Linked DNA regions of Mus musculus: region 2 is linked to region 1. The links are chromatin loops, found by intact Hi-C in ENCODE. Cell type or tissue: gastrocnemius. All regions are shown on one strand. Each heading gives the region's core, and the rest is flanking DNA. Links, peaks and the distances in the headings are about the cores only. Region 1 holds the start of Gm7538 (predicted gene 7538). Region 2 has its middle 63 kb from the start of Gm42016.

Region 1 (12,651 bases), core at 2,236-10,235:
TAGTTACATCACACTCTTGCTATCTCAAATGTAATGGAACTGTCCCCTCAGACCCCCCCCCCCAAGTAAACTTTCCCTTCCTTTCATCAGATATTCAGTCCCCATCACGAGAACAGCAGCTGATGCAAACCTACCTACAAATCATATGGGAAGATGGTTACATTCATTTTGTAAGTAAGAAAGCTGACAGCGAGGACAGGAGCTGTGAGAGGCTACACAGCCAGCGAGCGCCAGAGCTGGGCACCTGGTCCTGGCTCGTTTGATTTCATCCGACCTCTTGACAAGGAAACAGTAAACTGCTCAGGGGTTGGCAGATCTATGACTACGATGAAGAGTTACCATTCACATGGCAGTTTTAAGGCAGTGGTTCTCAACCTGGGGGGGGGGTCACGACTCTTTGGGGGATCAAGTGGCCCTTTTGCATGGGGGGGTTAGCATATCAGATATCCTGCATATCAGATATTTACATAAGGACTCATAAGAGTATCAAAGTTGCAGTTATGAAGTAGCAACGAAATAATTTTATGGTTGGGGGATCACCACAAAATGGGGAACTGTACTAAAGGGACCCAGAATTTGCAGGTTTGGGAACCACTGGCTTCAGGCAACTGAAAGTCACTTGCCCATAGTACTGAAAGCCAGAAGCAAGAACTCATTATCACTGATGTGGAAGCCAATGTCCAGCAGGGCTGCACATCCTGTGGGAGACCTGGAGTGGGTGGGGACTCGCCCTCCTCTTTCCAGCCTCAAGGGTCAGAGGCATCTTTGGGGTGTGGCTGCATCTCTGATCCCAACATCCACTGGAAGACCCCATGTACTGTGTGACACCTCTCCCCCCAGCCTCTCAAACTTCCTTTCGTATTTGTCTTATAAAGATGCTCGACTGGGCTGGGAATCTCACTTAGTCAGCAAAGAGTTTGTTTCCCAAGCACTCGGACCAGAGTTTGGTGCCACAGAACCTCCATAAGATGGTGCCTGGTGTGGAGGTGAACACGTGTCATCACAGTGCTAAGGAGATGAGCATCCATGCCTGTCACTGCCCGGCCACACAAGTCAAATCGTAGAGCTTCATGGTGTGCAAGATCTGTCGTAAAGAGCAAAGTAGGGAGTCTCCTGAGAATGAGACCAGAGGTTAACATCTGTCCTCCTCCGTAAACACACACATCCATAATCACGTGTGTGCCCACACAAGCAGGTGTACACATACCCCCCAGACACTTGTCATTGAGTTCATCATACCTACAAGGTTAGTTTAATCTCAATATTCCTATTTATCTCTGCAAGGATGCTTCTTTTAAATGTCTTGTAGATTCTGGGGGAACATTGTCATATGTAAGGACATCAACATTGAGTCAGCTGTGTGGTGTCGATCAACTGTGAAGTAGACCCAGATTTAAGGCCAGTCTCACATGATTTGACTAGCGTGGCCGGACTGTGACAACTGAGGACAAGCAAGACCCACTCAGTGGAAGGGATTGTGACTGGCAGGTTAGCAGGAAGTAGCTGGTACCTCATTCCTATAATGAAATGGCTAGAAGGAGATCTGACTTCAGGCACGCCCCGCACTGTGTCATCTTTTGGACCAGCTTTCTCTGTAAACTCCCAGTTGAACCTGTAGGAGACTTCCTTTGCCATCTAGGAGGAAAGCACTTGGGAAAGGCTTCTCAGGCCTACCCACTTCTGACTCAGCACTAGGTACTCTTGCTCGGGAAGCTGCTCATGTCCTGACTCAGCAGGCAGAGCTCTTATACTTTTGGGTTGGGAGATGGTCTTGGATTTGGTGTTATCTCCAGTCTCTCCACAGAGTACTTGGGAAGTAGATGGCAGATCTGCCTACCCTAGTTGGGAGGATGGGATTTAAATGGAGAGATGAACCAGGGGGTGAATTAACTTTGCCTGGTCTCTTCCGATCTTCCACACATGCTCCTACTTGGTCCAAGCAGGAACCCTTGTTTGGGAAGGGAGGAGGCTGATGAGTGACATTTTCCTTTTTCCCTTCTTTCCCTCTCAGAGGCCCCTAGGTGGATGGTCTCTGGCCAAGGCTGGAGGGTCTGAAATACCACAAGAAAGTAGACCTTTGAAGTCCCCTCTGCTCAGCCAGGAAGCAGTGGTGTTGCCCCAAGGCTCACCCAGGAATGAAATCTTCAGGAACTTTAGGCTGAGGACTTAGGAGGCCCCCAGAGACTTGAAGTTGGAACCTTAATGTTGGTTTTAGGGGAAAAAAATATCTGAACATCTGGATGGGGCTGTGGGAGGAGGCTACAGGATCCTGTAGATGACTGTGTCTTTCCCAGTATAGGAAGCCACAGGGTGAAGATTGAAACTACTGGGCCAACACTATAATTGAGAGAAACTCAGGAGCAAGATGATGCTAAATCGCCCTTCTAGAATCCCCGTGGAAGCCCTCACTCTCCGACACGGAGATTTAGCTCACAGCCTATTAATCTGTTGTGACTGTGATTCCATATGAGGTCATGTAACACAGTATGGGGGTTGGGAGAAATGAGGCAATAATGAAAGGATTCTCAGTGCCTGATGATCAGAAAGAAATTAATTCAGAATCAAACTTGTAAGGCGATTTAGGGTGTTTGGGGATAGCCCTAGCCCGTGTTGCATCATGGGATTGCACTGGCTCTGACCACATAAGCCTACAAGCTTTGTCCTGTGCTGGTTGTCACAGCACACGATGCCAGCAGACACTCCCTGGAACACCTCAGCTCAGATTCCAGACTAAAGCGGAATACAGACTGAAGTGTTCCAACCGTGCCCACAAAGCTTTCTGCTCTTACAAGCACACAACGGCTGAATCACAGAAAACAAAGACTTCTAAGGTTTCTCCGCATTGATTCCTTATTAAGTATGTTTTTGGATTGAACCGGATTAGAATCTTTGATGTTGTGGTTGCTGACTTGAGTTTCCTAGAGGGGAAAAAATTTATTCACTGAATTTTGCCTTGAGATTAGTACAGAATTTCCAAAAATTTCTGAAGTGACTTTAAACATATACCTGCCCTCTCCCTCTGTGGTTTTTATTCTGAGTAGCATTTTAGCATTAAGAATTCTAAAATCCAAATATCAATCAACTCTGAAAGTCTTCAAACATTCAGCTGAGATCTAATTATGTAAAATAAACAAATATATTCATCTCATTAGTATGTAAATTTGTCTTCATCTTTAATAAATAAAGTGATATGCATAACAAAAACTTGCTTTAAAAAAAAGTTCTTTCTGATTTTTTTCCCTGCATAGTCGGTCAGTATGGCTACACTTGTAGGGTCATATGAAAACTTCTCAGGCAAAAAGATGTCTTAGGTGTATAAAATGTGTAAAAAGCCTTGACTTAGACAATGTTATTTGGCCAAGTGAATGATGGGTCTGGTGATACGGTGGTGGTTTTGCTGGTCAATTTTGCCAGGTGCTTATTGAACCAGCAACCCAGCAACAGCTGTGAACCTTCTAGGAACAGACTCTCAGGCTTCCCTCACCTGCTACATCAGTGTGTATCACTCGAGATCCCAGGCACTCAGCATGCACATTAAGTTGAAGAGTACCATTGGATAAGCTCAGTGCTAAGTGTCTATACTGTGCCCAGGGCAGACATCAATAATCAATTTCAGATTTGTTTTCTTCCTTTCTTTTCTCCTCCTCCTCCTCCTCCTCCTCCTCCTCCTCCTCCTCCTCCTCCTCCTCATTCTTCTTTTGCTCAGAATCTCTCTGTGCCATGCATGGCTCCAGTTAGCACCTGTCAGGCAATGGGAGCAATGGGTATTGGCTCCAAATTAAACCTATCTTGCACACTGATGTCAACATTTATTTTCTCCAATATTCTCTAGCACAAAGAACAGTGATTGGTGTGTCTCAGGTTTCTGGGAATGAGCTGTAGAGTGGATGTATTTTCCCTCTCCTCAGATCTTTTCACTGATAGCATTCACTCTATCTTTGGCCCATGCTCCCAGAAAATCAGAGTTTTCTCCAGGCCCTGGTACCCAGGCTTACCTGTTGTAGGTGTTGGTATTTATGGTGGGCCGTTGCCTCTTGCAGAGCTGAAATGAATCTGGAAAGATACTGATAATCATATGAAGAGCCCACCGTATCAGGTATCATACAGGTATCAGACAGGGCAAGCTTTGTCTGGGATGCAGCCCCTGTGTTCAGCACTAAGAATGACCACCACATAAACTGGGTTACATGCAGTAGTGGGGGGTGGGGGTGGGGACGGACAGGGAAGAGCATAGGGCTACTGAGACATAACAGTAATGATTATAAATAGCATCCTTTTGATGTCCCATCCAAGGCCAGGTGGGAAATCCTTCCTCCCTTGCTTCCCCCACCTAATCACCTTCCCCTCATTTTTCAATCAAGAGTCCCAAGTCGGGCCCGTCCTTCACATTTGTTTCCTATTAGAATACCTTCAGCGACTTCGGTGTGTTATGTTAGATAATTGCTTTAATAACAAACCGAGGAAAGACTTTTGAACACTTTAGGAAGTCATTTTTTTTTCTCCCACGAGAATCTAACAGATGCTGACAGAGGACTTGGGAACAGGGGAAGAGAAAGAATTCAGGGTGTGTGTGTGTGTGTGTGTGTGTGTGTGTAAGAGTGTGTGTGTGTGTGTGTGTGTGTGTGTGTGTGTGTGTGTGTGTATGTGGAGTCTATCAGCAGGAAGTGTGTGCAGGCAGAAGCAAGGGATATTTTTCCCACTGTGAGAAGACTCAGCAAGGCCTTGATGCTCATGAATGGAATGGAGGGGGGATGCATTTGGCCAGCAGGGCAGGTGAAGAGAGCACAGCATGCCCGTTGCATCTTTTCGCGGGATGAACTTGGAGAGTGATGCAGAGATATATGTATCAGTTTGCATGGATGGGCTGGAGAGAAAAGCATTTGTGTGGCTCAGTCTTGGTAGAGCTTTCTCGCTGTGCCGAAAAGGATTGAGGAATTTTCTACGTGCAATTCGTTATTTTTAAAGTGAGATGATCAAGCCCACCAGAAGAACAACTTTTATTTTGCGCGCTATGTCAGGTTAAACATAAACCAGCTCTGGCTAACGGTCTTGGGGTGCTCTCTTCTCTGCTGATCATCCAAACATGTCAACTCTGCAGCAAGCCTACAGGGGAAGAATAAATTTTATTGACCTGTTGCGGCTGAGGCAGCTAAGGCACAGAGTGTTTGTCGTTAAGAACACACAGTGAACAGACCAGTCATGCGATGGAACTGTAACACCTGAACCTGTTTAGCCCATCCTCACAGGCTTCCTGAGGATGAGTGTAGAAACCCTAATGTCAGGCTGTGAAATGAGATGACCCCCCACCCCCACCCCCAACCCAACATACACACTGCCAAAGGCTTCCAGGTTGAAGGCTTGCTCCCCAGATGCAGTGCCACTGAACGGTGAGAGCAGGCAGAGGGATGTGCCTGCATGAGTGGGCGGATCCACTGACAGGTTCATAACACGCAGGCGCTGAGAGGTGATGGGTCACTGGAGGCGTGGCCCCAGAAAGAGAGATCTTGTCTCGACTCCTCCCTAATCCCTGCTTGCTCTTCGCTGTGGGGGAAGCTCCCTGGCTTCTCCTCACCATGGCCCAGAAAGAGCAGACTGAGCTACCCACACAGCGAACCTTCTGAAACCACAAGCCAAAAGGGACCCCTTCCTCTTTGTGTGTTGTATATTCCTCTCAGGTATCTGTCCCGACAAGGACTAAACCTCTGGAGTGCTGATCACAAACACAGAATCACGAGCAGATCAAAGCCCTCACGTGATTCGTAAGCCCCATGGCAGGAGAGAGGCTGCCATTGAGCAGTATGCCATTATGTCCAAGAAGAAGCAATGAGGAGCCGGGTCCAGTTCACACACTGTGGCACAGACAGAGGAAGCCCAGCTATTGATCAGCTGATATTACACACAGCGTGATGTCAAGATAATATGACCAACCCCTTCGGAAAGACCGCTACTTGAGTCATGCTCTGCCCTGCCTGGTCCACAGGATGCAGTGGCTAGAGAAGGCACTTGGTTTTGTGACCACAGATGTGCTTCAGATGGACTGGCACACTGAAGAGCTTTGATTGACAGCTGATGGGAACCAGAAGTGGTTGGATATGGGGTCGCCTCTGGGCTCATACGGAGGTGCAACAGGGATCTGTTAGCACTGGCACTAGGGCAGGCATGGAGTGGGGATTCGCAGATCAGGCATAGCTCATGGGGAATCCCATCGAACCATCCATTCATTCATTAAACAAGCACCCACTATGTGCCAGCAAACCTACTACGCGTCAGGCCCCTTAGCAAAGCTCTGGAGGTATGGTAACAGACAGCTGGGCATGGTGCCACATAACTGTAATCCTGACACTCAGGAGGCTGAGGCAGGAGGATTGCACAGTTGGGACTAGCCTGGGCTACATAGAGAGACCATATTCTCAAGGAAATCCAAAGAAGGAAAAAGAGGAAGGGGAGGGAAAAGAAAGGAAGGGGAGGGGAGGGACCAACAGACACTGTCCCCACATTGATGAACTGAGGAGCCCTGATTTGATATTTCATAGACATGGGGAATCACACAGAGCTCATCCCAGACCCAACCACAGGAAGTCATGACCTCAGTACCTTCCCCAGAGAAAGAGCACTCAGAGTCTCTGGTGGCAAAGGTCATGAACTCTGATACCCTTTTCTCCCATCTACCAAGGCAGCTGACCTACATGCTGACCTCACAGCCTCTGTGGGCAGATCACTGTTCCAACTGCCATTCACCTGTCACACTGCCAAGGTGCTGAGGGAGCCAGCCTGCCTTGCATTGGAAGGAGCTCGTGCGTATGTGTGAAGGGGCAGGACACCCCCGCTCCCCGGAAACTAGTATGATCATAACAACCTGTAATATTTGTTCAATTCTCAAGTCATTTCAAAGCAAGTGGCCGCCCCATAATTATCTCACACGCCTCTGGGGCAGATAAAGCAGGGCCATTATCTCAATTTTATAGCTCTTAAGGTGCAAAGGGGTCCAGGGACGCCCTGGGCCACAACGGAAAGCTGAGACAATGCTGCACTTGAAAGGGCTTGGAAAAATGAATGGAGGAGAGCCGATGAAATAGCAGCACTGTGTGTGTGTGTGTGTGTGTGTGTGTGTGTGTGTGTGCATGTGCATGACTGTGCATGTGTGTGAGTGTGTATGCATGACTGTGTGACTGTGTGATTGTATATGTGTGCATGAGTGTGCATGTGTATGAGCATGTGATTGTATGTATGAGTATATGAGTGTGCATATGTGTGTGCTGTGTGTATGTGTGCATGAGTGTGCATGTGAGTGTGTGATTGTGTATGTGTGCATGAATGTACATGATATGAGTGTATGGTTGTGTATATGTGTATGAATGTATGTGGGTGTGTAATTGTGTGTGTGCTTCAGTGTGAATATGTGATAGTATCTGTGTGCATATGTATATGTACATGTGTGAGTGCAAGTGTATTTATAAGTGTGTGTGTGTGTGTGTGTGTGTGTGTGTGCTAGTGCATGTGTGTATGTATGTGTTTTCCTGCCCAGCTCCTTCTGGAATGTTCAAGGCCTTGGAGAACCTTTCTCCCTTCCCACAGCACCCCTCCTCTCCTGCTCTTTCTGCCTCTCTCCCTCCCTTCGTGTATCTGTCTCTTTCTCCTGGTGACCCAAAGGTCTCTTCCTCCACACCTTACTCCTGCCCTGCTCCGTAGTGACCTTCCCTCCTCACATGCAGGGAACAGGGGGTGAGGTGTACATGAGGCAGGGAACTGAGCAGGCAAGCTGGGAACTGAGGAGAGAAGCAGAACTGGGCTGCTGCCTGTGGGAACGCTGAGACGGGGATCCCGGAAATGTGTGGTGGTGATGAGTGTGGGGTGTCTCAGCCCCCTTGGTCCCTCAGTTTCCCAGCTCAGCTCAGAGCACAAAGTATTCTGTACTCAGGTTTAGACAGATCTTGTCCCCTCCGCCCTGTGCCCTACAAAGAGTCTGTGGTCAGGACTCAAAGACTGCAGGATGTGGGAACCAGTTAAAGAAACCAGTTATGGTCACCCCCAGACCTGGATCCCATAGCCATGGTGGGTGGGAGTGGGCAGCTTCCTGAGAGCAAAGGAAAATCATCACCATGTGTGTTCGTGTGTGTGTGTGTGTGTGTGTGAACGTGTATGTGCACACATGTGTATGTGTGTGTGTATGTGTGTGCATGTGTGAGTGCATGTGTGTGCATATGCATGTGTGTGCTGTGCATGCATGTGCACATGTGTGTGCATGCATATGCACATGTGTGTGTGCATGCATGTGCGCATTGTGTGCATGCATTTGTGCATGTGTGTGCATATGCATGTGTGTGTATGTGTCCATCCTAGTCTCCTCTTGTGAAGTTAGGGCCTGTTTTATATCATGCATTATAATCCTCAGCTCCACCCATCATGCTGTATTCCTAAATTGTCATGATTTCATTCTTTATGACTGTTCACATTTTATTGCATGTAGATACCACCTTTTGGTTATACTTCCACCTGTAAATGGGCACTTAGGCTGACTCAGTAATTTGGCCATTGTAAATCACTCTGCAAAACCCTGGATGGGCAGGCCTGTCTGTGCTGTGCTGACATGATAGTCCTGGGCACACATGGTCAGGGGTGGCACAGCTGGGTCATGTGGATAGTCTAGTTTTTAGTATGAGAGACCTCCATTAGCAGCTGCCCTGGTTTGTGTTTGTAGCAGCATCTTTTCCCACAGCCTCTCCAGCATCCTGAAGCTAAGACTAAGACTTGGACATGCTTTTAGAAACCATAAGATGAAAGTAGACACAGACATGTCTCTAATCCCAGCACTTGGGAAGTAGTAGCAGGTAGGTTTAAGGATGGCTAGGTCCACACAGTGAATTCCAGGCCAGCCAGGACTACATACTGAGTGTGTGTGTGTGTGTGTGTGTGTGTGTGTGTGTGTATGTGTGTGTGTGTGTGTGTGTGTGTGTGTGTGTGTGTATGTGTGTGTGTGTGTGTATGTGCAAAGTGATACAGATGTACATGTATGGTCCCAGCTCACCTGAGATGAAGGAGAAGGCCAGAGGGCAGGGTGTGAACATCCATGCTCAGTTGCTGGGATGTCACTGAGGTTGTGTGTGCCATCTTGCCCTCCCTGGTCTATGTCCTATCAGCCAGTAGAAGGTGGGGAAGCAGGCCAGCATCCACATGCCAAAGCATGGCATTCTCTAACTTGAAGTTCTTGCAAAGTGGAGAGACAAAAACAAGGTCTATGGAGGGATCTGGTCCAGGTGGTCCTGGGCAAACAGGAGCCACAGTGTTCACTGGCTGTCTGTGGTGTGTTAGGTGTTACAGAAATTTTCTGGGAGTTGAACACACAAGAGAAACACAGGGAGTAATTACAATGGGCCAGGGTCCATCACTGCAACAGAACTCTTGAGTCTGTGCTGATTATAAATGGAGAGAGGAGTCTGGGGAGGCTCTTGGTTCCGGTGACTGAGGAGACCAAGAGCTGTGTCTCTTCTGCTCCTATAAGGACTCCGTGCTGCACAGTACCTAAGAGAAAGCAGGTGTGAACCTCTGAGGTAGCTACCCTCCCCAGGAGAAAGATATCGATCCATTCAGGAGATGAATGGCTGAGACACCTCCCAGAGCCACAATCAGCACAGATCTGAGCACCAGAGACATAGAAAGCCCTGTCCCAGAAACAGGCACGTTCTAATGACATGCATGAAGTTTCTGACACAAGCCTGGTCGGCGTCCTAGTTTGCATGTGAGAAACAGACTCGCAAGTTTGGAAAGGTCCAGGTCACTTACTCCAGGTCGTATGGTTGATGAGAGACAAACAGGAATCTGTTTTGGTCTATTGTATTCGTGTGTGTGTGTGTGTGTGTGTGTGTGTGTGTGTGCGTGTATACATGATTTTACCACATAGTCCTGGCTAGCCTCAAGTTTGCAATCCCCCTGCTTCAGCCTCCCTGATGGCTGAAACATCTTGGTTAGTTTGTACTCCTCAATACTCCTGCAGTTTGGATCTCTCTCACCTTGGGGTGGATGGGTAAAGGACTCCAAAGCCCCGGGGATAGGAATGGAAGTCTCAAAGCCAAGAGCCTTTTTCAGGAGGGTCTGCTTGGGGGTGGGGTGGGGGCGGCGTACACAAACACAGGAGGACATGACCAGTAAGGGATAAGGATGTTCTCAGAAAACACTCCAGCCCACCTCCTCTGTTTCCCACTGGGAGTGCTGGAGGCAAAAAAGTAAATAAATAAAAAAAGACAATGCAAACTGAGATGACCCAGGACTGAACTAGCCTGGCAAGGAGCAATGCAAGAAAGAAGCCACAGCCAAGAGCTGAAGCCATGCCAGCAAGCAAGGGTATTTCCTGGGCCTGGGCCAGGATGGCACTAACTTTGAGAGTTTTGAAAACAGTCTAGAAGAGGAAGGATCAGAGGAGAAGGTAGGCATCTGTTCCTGGAGCTCTCAGGAGCCCAGCTATTCTTAGCTGTGTCTGAGGGCTGAGGGAAGCACTCTGGCTGAATTATAGACACGGCGGACCTTTATTAACTCCCTCCGGTGGCAGCCAGGCAGCCAAGAAGAGTCCACGAGATGTTATCTGGAAGGGGCATGGCTCTGTAGAAATATTTTAGAAGTTAGGACCCAACACAGAGTTTGAGCTTTTATAACTTTGATAGATGTGTGTGTGTGTGTGTGTGTGTGTGTGTGTGTGTGTGTGTGTGTGTGTGTGTTTAGGGAGTGGCTGTGGCTGTTTAGATCCCATCCCTGGGTGTTGGCTAATCATACAACTTTTGTGCTGAACTGCTAAGAGTCCATGCTGGCCGCCGTGTGAGTCCCAGGGATGAAGGAAAAGTCAGGTAATCTGCTTCCAAGGAAAGGTTGTGGCTTTGCTTCCTCAGGGCATGTTCAGACTAGAGTCTTCAAGTCAAGGTCTAACTGGACCAGCAGATGTGACTCTCAACATCTGTCATCAATGGATGAACATCCAAGAGGACCAGTTCAAGTGTAGACGTCGCCAGGCAACATGAACAAGAGTGACCCTGCCAGGGGTCACCCCGGGAAGCAGTGAGTTGATTGGGCTTCCTTCCAGAGGGTTAGTGAGGAGTGGCCAGCCACACTGGGAACTCTCCACCCAGAATGGAGAATGGTTCTCCCACTGCAGTGTAGATGAGGCCCCCCCTCCACCAGTTACCCATTTTGACTTATACACAGAAGCACCTCCCAAAAGTCCAACATGTGCTAAGTTAGGGTGGAATTGCTACAGAGGGAGGGGGCTCTGAATCTCAGGCCAATCACTGGTCCCTCCCCACCCCTGCATCTATGAAGGGATATCAGTAGTCGACAATCCTGATGGAGAAGGCCTCTTGCAAACAAGCACAACTGATTTAGGGGGAATGGTGGCTGGTTTGCTCGGAAGTCCCTATTCCACAACAGAAGGTATCTCAACTATGTCTCCAGAAGACTTCTAGGGCACACAGATCCATTAATGGGGTTTCAGAGTCCTGACAGTCATTTCAGACATATAGCTTCTTGTTCTGTCTGGCTAGGAAGACGGGTTTGGACCAGTTAGAAGGAAACACATTTAGGCACAAGCAGACGAGCAGCCAGACACTGTGCCTAACACGGGATTTTTTTTTCAATTTTAACTTCCTTATCATAAATTGATAGGTGGTATCATACGCACTTAGAGCATGCCACATGGGGTTTTGTATATGCAATGGTTCAGGCTTGTTCAACCTGCAGGCCACATGGGGATGTATGCAGCAGAAGCCAGGTATGGTATGAACCAACATCAATGTATAAATTTAGTTCTCACATTAGGAGACCTGTTTTGAAACATGAAGGGAAGTCCCTGAGTGCTCAGGTGGATGGTGTCATGCACTTATAGAGGAAAACAGAGATGAAGAAGATGAAGAAGAAGACGGTAGAGATGATGATGATGATGAAGAAGAAGATGATGAAGAAGTTGATGATGAAGATGATGACAGAATCTGATGCTCAGATTACTATCTCTGGACAGAGGATATGAGAGGGGGCCTCATCAGTATCAGTGAAGGGCACATAGCAAGGTCCAAAGGTTAAGTCCTGTCTGGGCTGCCATGGTGGTGTCCATCTGTAATCTCAGCACTTGGGAGGTAGAGGCAGGAAGACAAAGTGATTCAAGGTCATGTGTGGCTATGTGAAGAGTTTGGTGCTAGCCTGGGCTATATGAGATGATACAAAACAAAACGATCCAACCCAACAGAAGTCATTGTCTAAGTCCTAGTTCTGTTTATTATTGACTCTTCTTCAAGCATCTATCTACGTAGCCAACACTACTGAGCATCGAGGGCACTTCAGACGGTAATGCAGGGACTTGGGTGGCGTCTTTAGGTCAAGGAAGGGAGCAGCACCTGGGTGTCTCTTGCTCCGGGTGACCTATTAAGTCAGGCTTTATCTATAAGCACACACACATATATGGTTGTCCTGGAGTTGAACTTTGGGTTTCTCGCTTAGCGTTCTGGAACTCCATCATCTTAGGGTGTGCCCTAAGACCTCCCCATGGCTGAAATCTCAGATGGTTTTAGTAATTTCTTCCATCATCATGGGGGGTAGTGTGCCCTATGACCCTTCTGTGCCTGAAAACACAGATAGTACCAGACTTTCCATAGGCTATGCATTTTCCTATGTCGA
Region 2 (12,651 bases), core at 2,745-10,744, 190 kb after region 1:
GGAAGGGGAAGGAAGAAGGAGGAGAAACAGAAGAGGAAGAGGGAGAAGGAGATAGAGGAAAAGAAGGAGATGAGGAGGAGGAGGAGGAAGAGGAGGAGGAGAAGGAGGAGCCATGCTTTGTCCAGATGGCCTGTGGGCGCAACACATCCAAACAGGTAGCAAGATGAGGTTCACCACACCCAAGTGACTCCAGCCGCAGTGTATTGCAGAATCCTATGCTTGGGAGTCCTTGTTGATTAAATTAACTGTTCATGGAGCTGGAGATATGGTAGAGAGCTTGCCTAGCAAGCAGGAAACCATCGGTTCTACCCAGAACACTGCAAAACCCAGGTGTGGTGGTGCAGACCTGCCATCCCAGAGCTCAGGAGGTGGGGATAGGAGAAGTTCAAGGTCATGTTCAGCTACACGACGTTTGAGGGCACCCTGGACCTCACTAGAACTCTATCTCAGAAGAACTTAAATTAAAAAATAAAAATAGCAACAAACTTCTCATCATCTTTAAATGAAAAGGCTAAGATTGGGGAAATCAGGTAAATCCCGATAAAATTGTTTGGAGATCCTTTTTCCCTGGAATCACTGGATTGATTATGAGCTAGGAGTTGCAGCAGGTTAATCCACCATTAGGGGAAAAGTCTTGCCTGAGAGCGGAGCTGGATAGTCAACGAGAATGTGTAATGGGCCATGTCCTGACTGTGTGACAGTCAGCCCCTACACATAAGACATCACAACTAAACATTTCAACCAGTCACTTCACTTAAGAAATGTCTCTATTCCTTTGGGTGACGTTGGGATGGATGGACAGTGACTTCTTTGGCGATGACATTTAAACGGGGTTGACTCTGTCTGAGAGTTTTTTTCTCCTGGTCCTCACCCCAAAAGTACTCTTAGCATAAAGAAAAAGACAAGTGCACCAAGAAGCTAAAACTTCAGCAGTAAGTCCCAGCAGAGGACTTACAGGCAGCAGGACAGACAGACCAACAGACAGACAGACACTTCTTAAGTTCTCTTGCCCCTTGGCTGAGCTTACTTGAAAAGATGTCCCATGTTGTTGTGTAGAGTTCCATGACGACCAACAGCCGTTGATTCTACTGTTTTATCTTGCACCTATATATGTTCCTGTGTGTCTAGGTGTCCGTGTGTGCATGTAAGTGCACTGCCTTCAGAGGCCAGAAGGGGGCATCAGATTCCATAGAGGTGGGGGTTATAAGTGGTTGTGAGCCACCCAACATGTGTACTGGGAATTGAATTTGGGCCCTCTGCAAGGGCAGCACTAGTCATCTCTCTAGTCCCTGACTGTCTGTAATGTTGACGAGTTTGGTGGTCAACCCTGACTCAAGACTTACTTTGAGAGATGTCCCAAATGCACAAACCTTTTCTTTAGCCTCTGAGGTTCGGAACGCCATACACGCCAGAGCCCTAACCCACAGGAGGCATGTTCCAAACTCTAGCAAGCCCTAGGCTGGTGTTCCCCATCCTTATAGAGATGCATCTCCATCAGATGGCAGAGCTTACAAGGGACCTGTAATTCATAAGACTCTACCAAGTACTTGACTCCTCACTGGGAGTCTGGAGCACGCAAGGATGAGAGGAGGAACCTGGGTCTCCCAAGCAAGTGGCTTCACAGCCCAGAGCCAGCACTGGGCATGTGCGTTGTGAATGACCCCATTTTCTTTGCTCATAAATGTTGCAAGCTCCCTGCTCCATATAGTCCTCTTAATAAATTATACCCTGCCTCTCTTTTAAGGCCCTTTTGTAAGATAGTCTCCTGGCTGCATTAACTCGCCATTACTCTGTTACGACGTTATGACGTTGCAAGCAGAGAGCTGAAACCCTGACACCCTCAGCCTGGCAGGAGACAGAGAACAGAAAGCGCCCATTAGCATGCTGTGGCCGATGCACCATTTTTTCTTTTCCCAGAGACTATTTTCTGATGCTTTTAAAATAATGGACTCAAAAGTCTCCCTTCCATAGCAAACTCCCCGATAGCTTGCCAAGGACAGAACCCAAGGCCTGTTAAAGTGCCCTGAAAAGTGCGACTATTTCTTCAAGTTCTTGATATTCCCTAAAAGATGGTTTGGATCTCCTTAACACAGACCACTCTTTTGGTCATTGGCTGATAAGCAATTCAGGCCACTTTTAAGCCACAAGAGTTTGTTGTATGTGAACCAGTATAGGGAGTCGAAGAGACTGCAGACTAGGGAGCCCGCCAACCGACTTCTAAAGCCCAAGTGTTCGAGGCCACACCTCCAACATGCCATCTTCTTTGTGAATATGTTTGTGTGTGCATGTGTGTAAGTACCCTTGTCGCCTGGGAAAGAGAGGCTGGAGGGTGATGAGTTCAAGGCCAGCCTAATCTACACAGTGAGACCTTATCTCAAAACAAAACAAAACAAATTCTTTTCCTTTAAACTGAAACACACAGCACACCCACTGTATGCCTACATAGATATAGCACAAACCTACTGTGTGCTTGCACAGATAAAGCGCCCTTGTGCCTGGTTGCCAGTTGGTGCTGGGCAAAACTCTCTCTCACTTTCAGTCCAGCTGTAAGGCTGCCAGTCTCCGCTGCACAAGAACAAGTCCCTCGCATGGACCAGGTCCGAATGTTTACAAAGCACTCTCACACACATTAACTCGTCAGCAGAGAATCCGCTGACGGGGCCAAGATGAGAAATGGATGACCGAAGGGTAATACATCATGGACCAGAATAATCATTTAGCCGCTTGGATAGAGGCTTCCATCCAAGGTTGGATTACAGCTCTCAGCCACACGCAAGGTAGATCGATAGCAACACCATCTTCACGCAGGAAGGGATTGTAGAGATGACCGTTTTCGTCAGCCTGGACTCTGACAAAGTGCCCTGAGTAGTTGGCTCAAACAACAGATATATAACTTTAGATTGTGGCCAAGGTCAGAGAGGCGGCGCGGATGGGCTCTGGTGAGAGCCCCTTTCTGCCTGCCAGAAGGTTACTAAGGTGGTGTGGATGGGAAACATCCCTTACTGGCCTGTGCGCATGCCCACTAGGGTGGTGGCGCTGTTCTAGAAACTTGTGAGAATCTTTGGGAGGAGGAGTCTCGCTGGAGGAAATGGGTCACTGGTGGCGGCCCTGGAAGTTTTATAGCCGCTTCCCACTTCCTGTCTGCTCTCTGTTTCCTGGGTTTGGACCAAGTATGAGCAGCTGCCACGTGCCCCTGGTGAGGTGCCTTCCTCGCCTGACTCTGTCTTCTCAAACTGTGAGCTGGGATGAACCCTTTACTTGTTGGCTCTCCAGCTGCAGCAATGAGGAGAGCGGAACAGGAGAGGCATACTTGATGTGTCTCCCTTGGTGGAGAAAGGTTGGGGCCTGGCCTCTCCCTCTGACAGGGACACAAACTCCATCACAAGATCCTTCTGTAACCACCTAAGCATCATGAGGGCACAGGCCTCCTAATTCCACCCACTGGAGATCTGAGCTACCACTTCTCAGTTTGGAGGGGGACCCAGATTGGTTGTTTATATGAATGTCCTGCTCCAGTCCCGCCCCTGCTTTAGCCCTGCCCCCCCCCCCCCATCAAACGCAGCTGAGCTATTTGCGTAACCTACTCTGCCACGAGGTACTCAGTCTAGAACTCCCATCTTTGCAACCCAAAGATCAGCATTCAGAGCGTGACACTGGGTAACCTTTAAATGAGCTCCTGTTTTCTCTAGTTCTTCATCTGGTTGGCTGGCTGTAAACTGAGGTCGGATATTGCAAAACAGCATCCCCAAGCTCTTTGGGTAGGAGATAACAGAGTCCCCCCCCCCCCTTTTTTTTTTTGCCAAGCATGCAACCCCCTGAGAGCTTTGGATCATGCTGTCTTTATTCAGGGGAAATGAAGTTCCCTGGCTGCAGGCCTTGCCAGTGTCCTTTCCTATACTGACATCGCTTTTTATGTTCTAGGAAGAGGTCATGGAGGATTTTCCAAATTTATTTGACAGCATATGGAATATACATTCTGCCTGCTTTAGTGAAGCTTTAGAGTCATGGCAGAATCCAGGTAGGGAAAAAAAAATGTGAACAAGATGAATGTGGAAGCTTGCTTTGAGCTCTGACATTTACCATGTTGCCATTTTGAGTGTTTCGTGCCGGCTTTTGTCGGTATCCACCAGGAGGTGTATATTAGTTAACCCTGGGACAGCTGACACAGAATCAGAAGCTGTTCCAACAAAGGGAAAAGCCCTCGGTGGAGTGGCACTCGCCTCTGAGTTCACACCCAGGAGGCTGAGACAGGAGGGATTGTGAATTCAAGGCCAGGCTGGGCTATCCAGCGACCTTGTCAGAGCCGCCCCCCCCCCAACAATGAAAAGATCAAAAGCTGAGTAAGTGGTTTAAATCAGCAAGAACATTAAAAACCAGGATTCCACACTCATGGCGTCAGCTGGACCATGCAGCCCTGAGAGCCCCAAAGCTGAAATTGTCATGGACCTTTGTCCTAGTATCCACCGGTGGGCAACACAGCTCCCCTTGGCTCACAGCCACCCTGCCCACCCCGCCTCAGTGGTCAATGGGCCTTTTCTCTGAGATCCCTGGGATTCTCTGTAGGCTCCGCCCCATAGCATGGTCCCAGCTCCAAAAGAGGTCACATTTCAAAGTACAAGGGATAAGACTTTGTATAATGTACTCATAACTCAGTGGAGGTATGAAGACAGACATGAAATAGACTGCTTACCTTAAAAAGAAATTAGAAATTATACAACTGACAAAATGGAATGGTTTGTAATAAACTGACCAGGAAGTAACTGGATTCCTGCCTGGCTGACTGGCATGGCCACTGACGTCATCACTATTGAATTCCTGCCCCAACCCTGCCCCCGCCACCTGCCTTTCTCATTCCTCCATTTTGTCCTTACTTGTTTTCTTTGTTGTTTGGTCTTAGGGGCTGGGGGGAGGGAGGGTGCATGCACATGTTGTCTGCCTGTCTCTGTGTGTGTATGTCTGTGTGTCTGTATGTGTGTCTGTGTGCCTATGTATGTGTCTATGTATATGTGTCTGTGTCTCTGTGTGCTTCTGTGCCTTTGTGTGTCTCTGTGTGTTTCTGTGTCTCTGTGTGTGTTTATATGTGGGGTGTGTGTGTGTGTGTGTGTGTGTGTGTGTGTGTGTGTGTATCTGTCTCTGGGGTTAGGGGGAGGCTTGAACTCTTTATGGAGCCAGAAAGACCTTGAACAGTTTATCTTCCTGCATCCACCTCCTGACTCCTGAGAAGGGAATGGTTTGTGTGGTCATGGTATGGAACCCAGGTTTCATGCATGCTGAGCGATCCTCTACCCAACCCCTCTCCTCCATTTCTTGGGATTGGGTCACAGAAGCTGAGCCCACAGATGAAGGGATCAGGATTCAGCTATGTTGATGGTCAGAAGTGTTGAGTGAGCCTGGTTCACTTTGGCTGTGTTCTGAGGCTGTATCAGTCTCTGGGGTATTGATATCTCTCAACATGGTCCAACATGACATATCTTTATCTAGACCTTGTGGTGTCTCCAATAAATTGGTAGTTGCTTTTTTTTTTTTTTATTTCCCCATATCCCAACATCTCCCTCCCCGTTTCTCAGTATTGCCTAAGAAGTGGACTAGCCAGCTTCATCTGCAATGCTGTGAAATATAAGCCAGCAAGCATCAGGTACCGTGAGGGCAAGCGATAAGATCAGAATCACAGCTCTTACATGTGTGCTGTCTGTCTCTGTCTCTCTGTCTCTGCCTCTGTGTGTGTGTGTGTGTGTGTGTGTGTGTGTGTGTGTGTACGCGAGCGTACCTGTCTCTCTGTCTGTCTGTCCATCTTTCTACCCCAACCAGTTATAGAAAAGCTACCCTCCTGGAAACTCAGAGTAAGAAGGGGGAAAGAGAAAAGTAAAGAGACACAATTTACACTGCAGACATTGGGAGACCTCTTTGTGTGACCAGGTACATGTTCATATGCCCATGGAGACCAGGGGTCCATTTTGGTGTCGTGCGCCAGGAGAAGTCCACTTGTAGGTTTTGAAGCAAGGTCTCTCACTGGCCTGGAGCTCACTGGATCCTCCTGTCTCAGCCTCCTCAGCTTAGGGATTATAAGTACACACACATACCATTCTACTGGGTTTTCGTTTGAATGTTAGACAGGGTCTCTCTACATAGCTCTGGTTGGCCTGAAACTTGCTATGTGGACCAGGCTAGCCTCAAACTGACAAGAGAACTACTGACCTCTGCTTCCCAAGTACTGGGATTAAAGGCGTGTGCCACTACACCCAGCTGTTGAGCAGTGCATCTGGGGATCAAGCTCAGGGTCTTCTGCTTGCTATGCAAGTGTTTTACTGACTTGAGTCATGTCCCTGGCTGCCAATTATGGCACCTAAAGGTTTCCCTGCTGTAAGCAGGAGCCCCGACCCTTTGCTGCTCTGCTGTAAAACTCTCATACAAGAACGGGCTTAGCCCTCTCTGCACATGGCTCTGTAGCTTGTGCCAAAGTGGTGGGAGGTGGGGTGGGGGCCCGGCTGGTTCAGTCAGATGCAAACCAGTTTCCTTCCCAGGCTGAGCCCAGACTCCGAATTCTAGGAGTCTTTAAACCTCAAAAATGGATTCACTGTTTTCTAAAAAAAAAAAAAAAGAAAAGAAAAGAAAAGAAAAGAAAAGAAAAGAAAAGAAATCCCAGGGTGGCTCTGCTCCAAGCCCGCTTCGGCCCCAACCTAAAATGTGGCTTCACTTTGGAGAATTCAAATGTGGCTGACTTTTAAGAAATTTGGCTCTAGCAAGAGGAGGTATCTGGTGAATCGCTTGGAAAATGAACGATGGAGTTTCTCAGAGGCCTCCGGAACTCACCCGAGAGCCAAGGCAAAGCAGCCTAGCCGACCGGAGGCTCAGTTAGCTGTCAGGGGTGTCCGCTTGGTTCCCACTCCTGAATGTTTGCACCTTAGGGACAAGGTTGGTTTGTTTTCCAGAATGTTCAGAATGCTTCTGTCCTCCTGCCTCCTCCCCGATTGCAACCTTGAGACTCTGTGACGAGGACACAGCTGTTTATGTACTTAAGGCAACTTGAGGTTTTTAACTGTGCTTACTGGGGCTTTCTTTTTTTTTTTTTTTTCTTTTTTTTTTTCTTTCTTGAGGCCCTGTTTCTTGCTTGGCCAAATGAGGTGTGCTAACCCCTCCTCACTTCCCAATATCTCTCCAAACACGTGCCGCACACCTATGCGAGCGTCCAGAACACCAAGGAAATTAGAGAGCCGGATGAAAGGCAAGTGGGGGCGGTGGCATGAAGGTAGTCTCAAAATAAAATAAAATTAAAAATTCCGACGATGACTTTGAAAACCAGCTGCAGTTTTTCTGATCAAAAAAAAAAAAAAAAAAAAAGCGCTGTAGTCTTCTGGGGTTATTTCCAGGCCAGGCTGCCTGCCAAAGGCTGGGATGGATTCTAGGCTCCATATGGTATGGCCCACATAACGGCAGGCTTGGCACCAGTGGGCTCCTAGCTGGAACCTGCCTTTGCAAGGCCTGTCCTCCCAGGACTGGAGGTTTGCAAGGGCTGAGGTTCAATATCGTCTCAGACAAAAGACTCTCTCCTAATTCTGAAGGATGGCCTACTTCCAAGGTGGCCTGGGCCTTGGGATTTTAGGGGACCAAGATAAAAATCTTTACCATCTCACTTCCTGGAAATGTCTGGTCCGGACAAGAGGTTTAACTGAATGTTGGTCACTGTACCTTTAAGAGGAGACTCAGTACACTTAGCCTGGGCTACTAAGAATGCCTAATACCTTTTCTGCTTTAGGGCAGATGTTCAAACCTAAGTGTCTCCTCTGATAAGGATGTCCTCTCTATCTATGGGTATAGCTGAGCGCTGAGCCCCAAAAGCATCATCCGGGAGATCACTATTCAGGCTCTTCCCTGAGCATTTCCTCTCTGTGGCAAAGGCAAGGAATCCTTGCCACAGAGGGGGAAATGCCTGCCCCATTTCCTTTACACTTCTCTTTGGCATCCAATCAAGCCTATAGTGTGACCACACCAAGATATGAGGTGGTTCCCTCTACAGACCAGAGAAAGCACTTGATTTTTATGTAGGTCCCAAACTCCTCACACAACACACACACACACACACACACACACACACACACACACACACACACACACTGTACTTGTGTGTGGTGTTCAGAGCCAGGGAAGGTAAACTCTCACCCATCTGAGTGGTGTCCCCAGTCACCTGAGGTGAAGATTCTTGGTGATGTGAATATCATTATGAAGCAAAATACCCTACAGAAACAGTAAGTGGTGAAAGATTTTTGGGGATGACAGTTTCAAGGGATTTCAATCCATCATGGCTGGTAAGGATGGCAGAGGGGCTCCTTCTATGGTGGTGGTTGCTCACTTGCTGGTAGACAAGGAAACAGAAGGCAGGGCCTGAGATGGTAGCTAGGATATAACCCTCAAAGGCTCATCCTGGGGTCTTACTTCCACCGTTCAGGTATCATGTAATTAAAACCTTGAAGCCTCCCCAAATTCTGCCAATCACTGGAAAACAAGAATTCAAAACAGAAGCATGCCAGGGACACTTCAGGGTGGGGACTGTAACAGAGACAGTCCTGCTCAGAGGAATCTAGAGGCAATATTTGAGGGATGTTCTGTGCCCCAGAGCCTGAAGTTCTATCTAAGGGATATGCATGTTCCCATGTATCCTGGTGGTAGGTTAAGAAACACCACCCCACAGCTCAGGCTGTGGCAGATCTTAGACAATGGCAAGGCCCGCCTCATGAGCACAGAGCCTGGGGAGACAACGCAGAGTGGCCATCCTCTGAGCAATACATGCCTGTGCAGTTCTCCCACAGAGGATCCCTTAGAGAGAGCCCAGACTGCTTGGAAAGGGAGACAGAGCAATTCCCAGCAGTTTGGGTCCTAGCACTGTCTGAATATTTGTAATTAAGGACATTATTGTCTCAAAATGTTTGATGCCATTAATGGGATACGGACATTGAAGAGCAGAATTGAATTACCTGCAGATAATAATTTTTTTAAAAGGCTCTGCCTTGTGCTTTGAGGCTCTCGGGTATACTGTCACAACCTAGTAGAAGCAACTTTCCTATGCCTGAGTTTAAGATGTGCTAGCCTGTGCGTGGCTAGAGATCAGAAGCAAGTGGCCTCTAGTCAAGGCTTAGGGATTAGGGTACAGAGAGGATGCTGGGGTTGATGTGAAGCCATGGGCAGGTGAAGAGAGAAGGAGAATCCAAGAGACAGAAGACAGGATGGCCACTGTGGTTTGAGTATTGATCAACAACTCCAACTGCAGTTGAATTGTGATGATGAAGAAGCAAGATGCTGGGTGGGGAGATGGCTTGCATGAAGCTTTTGATGGGCATCTTGCTAGTACACACACTGAGGTCAATTCTTAGAAACCATGGCTTTTTAGTTGTTTTGTTTTGGTTTGATTTGGTTTTATTAAGCTGAGCATAGTGGCACATGCTTGTAACCCCAGTCCTGGGGACACAGAGACAGGAGGGTCCCTAAGGCTCCCTGGCCAGCTTACCTAGGCTTCTAGGCCAATTCAGAGCCAATGAGACACCCTGCTTTATAAGAAAGGCAAACCAGGCCTGAGGGATAATGCCCAAGGTTATCTTCTAACATACATGCACACACATACAAACACACATGTGCATAGGCACATCCATATGCACACACATGCATATACACATATAAACACACATACACAGACAAACAGTTGTACACACATGACACACTGGGCATACATGTGCACACGTGCACACACACACATGCACAAATACAGGCACACCCATGGACACACCCGTGCACACATGTGCACATACACACACATGCACAGACACCCATGAACACACCTGTGCACACATGTGTACATATGCATGCACACATATATACACAGAGACCCTTTAGAGATGGCTAGGTCCTGAGGACTGAGCCCTCCTGGATGCATTAGGTCTTTGTGAGCATGGGTTAGCGAGGGCGAGCTCTCTCCTTTTCCTCTCCCTGTTTCTCTTCCTCATTCTTGCTTTCATGGTCGTTCAGGGTAAGGGCAACTCCATATTTTAACACTGCAAGAAGACACTCAATGGTTACAGCCTTTGGTTTGGTATTTCCCGGGCTCTAGAGCCATGAGACAGATAGGCTTCTATTGTTTTTAATTTACTTAGTGTGGGGTATCTTGTGATAGCTGTGGGAGGAGGTAGAAAGAAGTGCAGTGGAGACTGATTCTCCATGATGTGGAGTCAGTGAGATGTCAGGAGCCTTGCTTTTGACATTAATTCATCACCTACTGTATACCTGGCCCAGGGCAGCATCATCTGAAAGATATCAGGCTGTGGTTATACAGGAACGGGGGAAGTCTTGGTTAGGACTTCAAGAGACCCTGGGGGCTTCTTGGGTCATGAAAAGGACAGTTGTGATATTTAAGGTCACTTTAAATTCCTGAAGTATAACAAGCATGCACAACTGGAAAGCTCATATTTCCATGTTTTATGCAGGGCACAGCCCTGGGCCCCTGGGGGTGTGGGCGGGAGGGGGTGGCTACTTAAACTGAGCCGGTCTCTGGGAGCAGCCCCTGACTCCTACACTCACTTGGGCCACCTGTCGAAAGCAAGACCATACTCCTTCTCCTACACCACCATCTTCACATATGGATCCTCTGGTTGTCTTCCAGGACCCGCCTGCCTCTGGGACTCCTGGGGCATCTCACAGAGGTAGCCAGCTCACAGAGAGCAACCTGGTTTCAGACCCTCATTTTCTGTTCTGCTCAACACGAACTGTTAGCAAAATGATAGTCTCTGATATCTCCCTTGGGGACACCATCATGTAGTCCAGAGGTGGAGATGGGTGGCAGGGCAGCAAAGCATAGCCCAGGCTACCTAGAAGGCATTCGGTCTTTGCTTACTAATGAAACAGGGGTGATGGACCACTTTGCTACAATAGTATCAACTCTGGACATGGAGATACAAGGAAAATAATAACAAAGTTATCTTTGATTAAAAAATAACTTGGGACTGGGGGGATGGGCTCTAGCCTGGGGACTTGAGTTTAATTCCCAGCCCTCCTGTGAAATGGTGGGGCTGGTGCTGTGTTCCTGTAACTCCAATTCTGGGGATATGGAGTCAGGAACATCCCTAAGGGGCTGGCCAGCCAGGCTAGCAGAATTTGGTGAGCTCCAAGTTGACTAGGAGACCCAGCCTCATAATACAAAGTGGACAGGGATTGAGAAAGATGCCTGGTTTTGATCTCTGGCCCTATATTATGCCCAGGAATGTACATGAACCCAGACATACACATGCCTTCATATGGGGAAGCACACACACACACACACACACACACACACACACACACACACACTAGCTTTCATGAGTAAGACAATGCCTCGAAGTCATTTTTAAACTTTTTCTTTCTATTTTGGAGTTCTTCTGACCAGTCCAGGATTATGGGATATGGATGAGGCATAGACTTCAGGCTCGGGGAAAAGTTTTATCATCTGTGAGATCAGAGAGTTGACTTGGGTTGTTTCTGACATTTGCTGTCATGAGGGTAGGAAGAATCCCAAAGCTGTCTCAGGGAAAGACGTGAATTCTTGCACCACAGGGACATTGCGAAGGATCCAGCCTGGGACACAGCTATCGGTCACCATTGTTGCCAGCTGTGGCCAATGCTTAAGAAAGCCTTAAAGACTGTAGATATTTTAATTAGCATGTGTTAATTATACAAAGTAACAGGTTTCATTATGACATTCTTGAATGTGTATATAATATACTTTGATCAGTCAACCCCTACTTACCCCCACTTTAGTTAATCCCTTTCAGCTTCCCGAATAGCCCTTGTTCTGTGTCTGTGTGAGTGTGTGTGTGTTTGTGTGCGTATACTTTTTTTTTTAAGATTTATATTTTTAACTTAGGTCTCCATGCATATGTCCACACAATCCAGAAGAGGACAATGGATCTCTTAGAACTGAAGTTACAGGTGATTGTAGGCTCCCATGTGACTGCTAGGAACTACATTCTGGTCCCTTATAAGAACAAGTGCTCTCAAACACTGAACCATGTCTCCTTATTCTGTATTTCTAAAAACAAACAAACAAACAAACAAAACTACATTCCACATGAGAGAAAATGTGCACTGTTTGGCTAAGTCTGGCTTATTTCATTTAACATGATCTTGAGGTTCACCTATTTTTTTTTCAAACGATAGAATTTTAGTCCTCTTTAGGTAACAGCCATATTTGTAACCCCTACTCCCAACAATAGAAGATCCTATATCCTTCTCCCTTGGATCTGGGTGAACTCTTATCTTCTTTAGTCAAAATCATGTGATGGGAGCAAGCAATGTTGGATCCATGTGACCAAGGCTTGTCACAAAGGACCAGGCAGGTTTTGCTTTGCTTGTGAGAACATCAGAGCCTTGAATCTTGAATGGAATTATGGCTACTGTGAGACCACCATATTCTTAGGAAGCCCAAGCCACCAGGAGTGTCTGTGTGTACTCTCTGGGAAACATCTCCCAGCTTGGCCCAGGCACCATTACAAGAGCGTAAGACCTTCCACCTTCTTAAGAGTCTTAACAACCTGGAATCTGGCCACTGGGAAACAAAGACAAGACCACTCTGCTCTCTGAATCGAGAACCCTCATCCACAGACTCCAGAACCATGTCAAAATGGCTGCTGTCTT

The links. A loop is a pair of places that touch in the nucleus more often than their neighbours do. Peaks named below come from ENCODE experiments on the same cell type or tissue, not always from the same donor. Only the 100,000 strongest peaks of a DNase experiment are listed, where the experiment ranks them.
Region 2: it touches region 1 in a loop (1.8-fold over the local background); 1 of 42 quality-filtered maps calls a loop at or near these places.

What each region holds. Positions count from the first base shown.
Region 1 is chr5:119,194,602-119,207,252 of GRCm38, forward strand. It overlaps Gm7538 (predicted gene 7538), which reads right to left and starts at 5,417. Exons shown (of 3, transcript NR_046033.1): 1 at 5,330-5,417; 2 at 3,996-4,053; 3 at 1-1,084. In gastrocnemius, for the core only: no CTCF peak of the experiment used is centred there; a DNase peak (open chromatin) is centred at 6,747.
Region 2 is chr5:119,382,645-119,395,295 of GRCm38, forward strand. No RefSeq gene overlaps it. Among named protein-coding and RNA genes, the nearest start is that of Gm42016, 63 kb to the left of the region's middle. In gastrocnemius, for the core only: no CTCF peak of the experiment used is centred there; DNase peaks (open chromatin) are centred at 4,475, 4,797, 6,447, 6,860 and 1 more place; H3K4me3 peaks cover 816 bases; H3K27ac peaks cover 2,682 bases.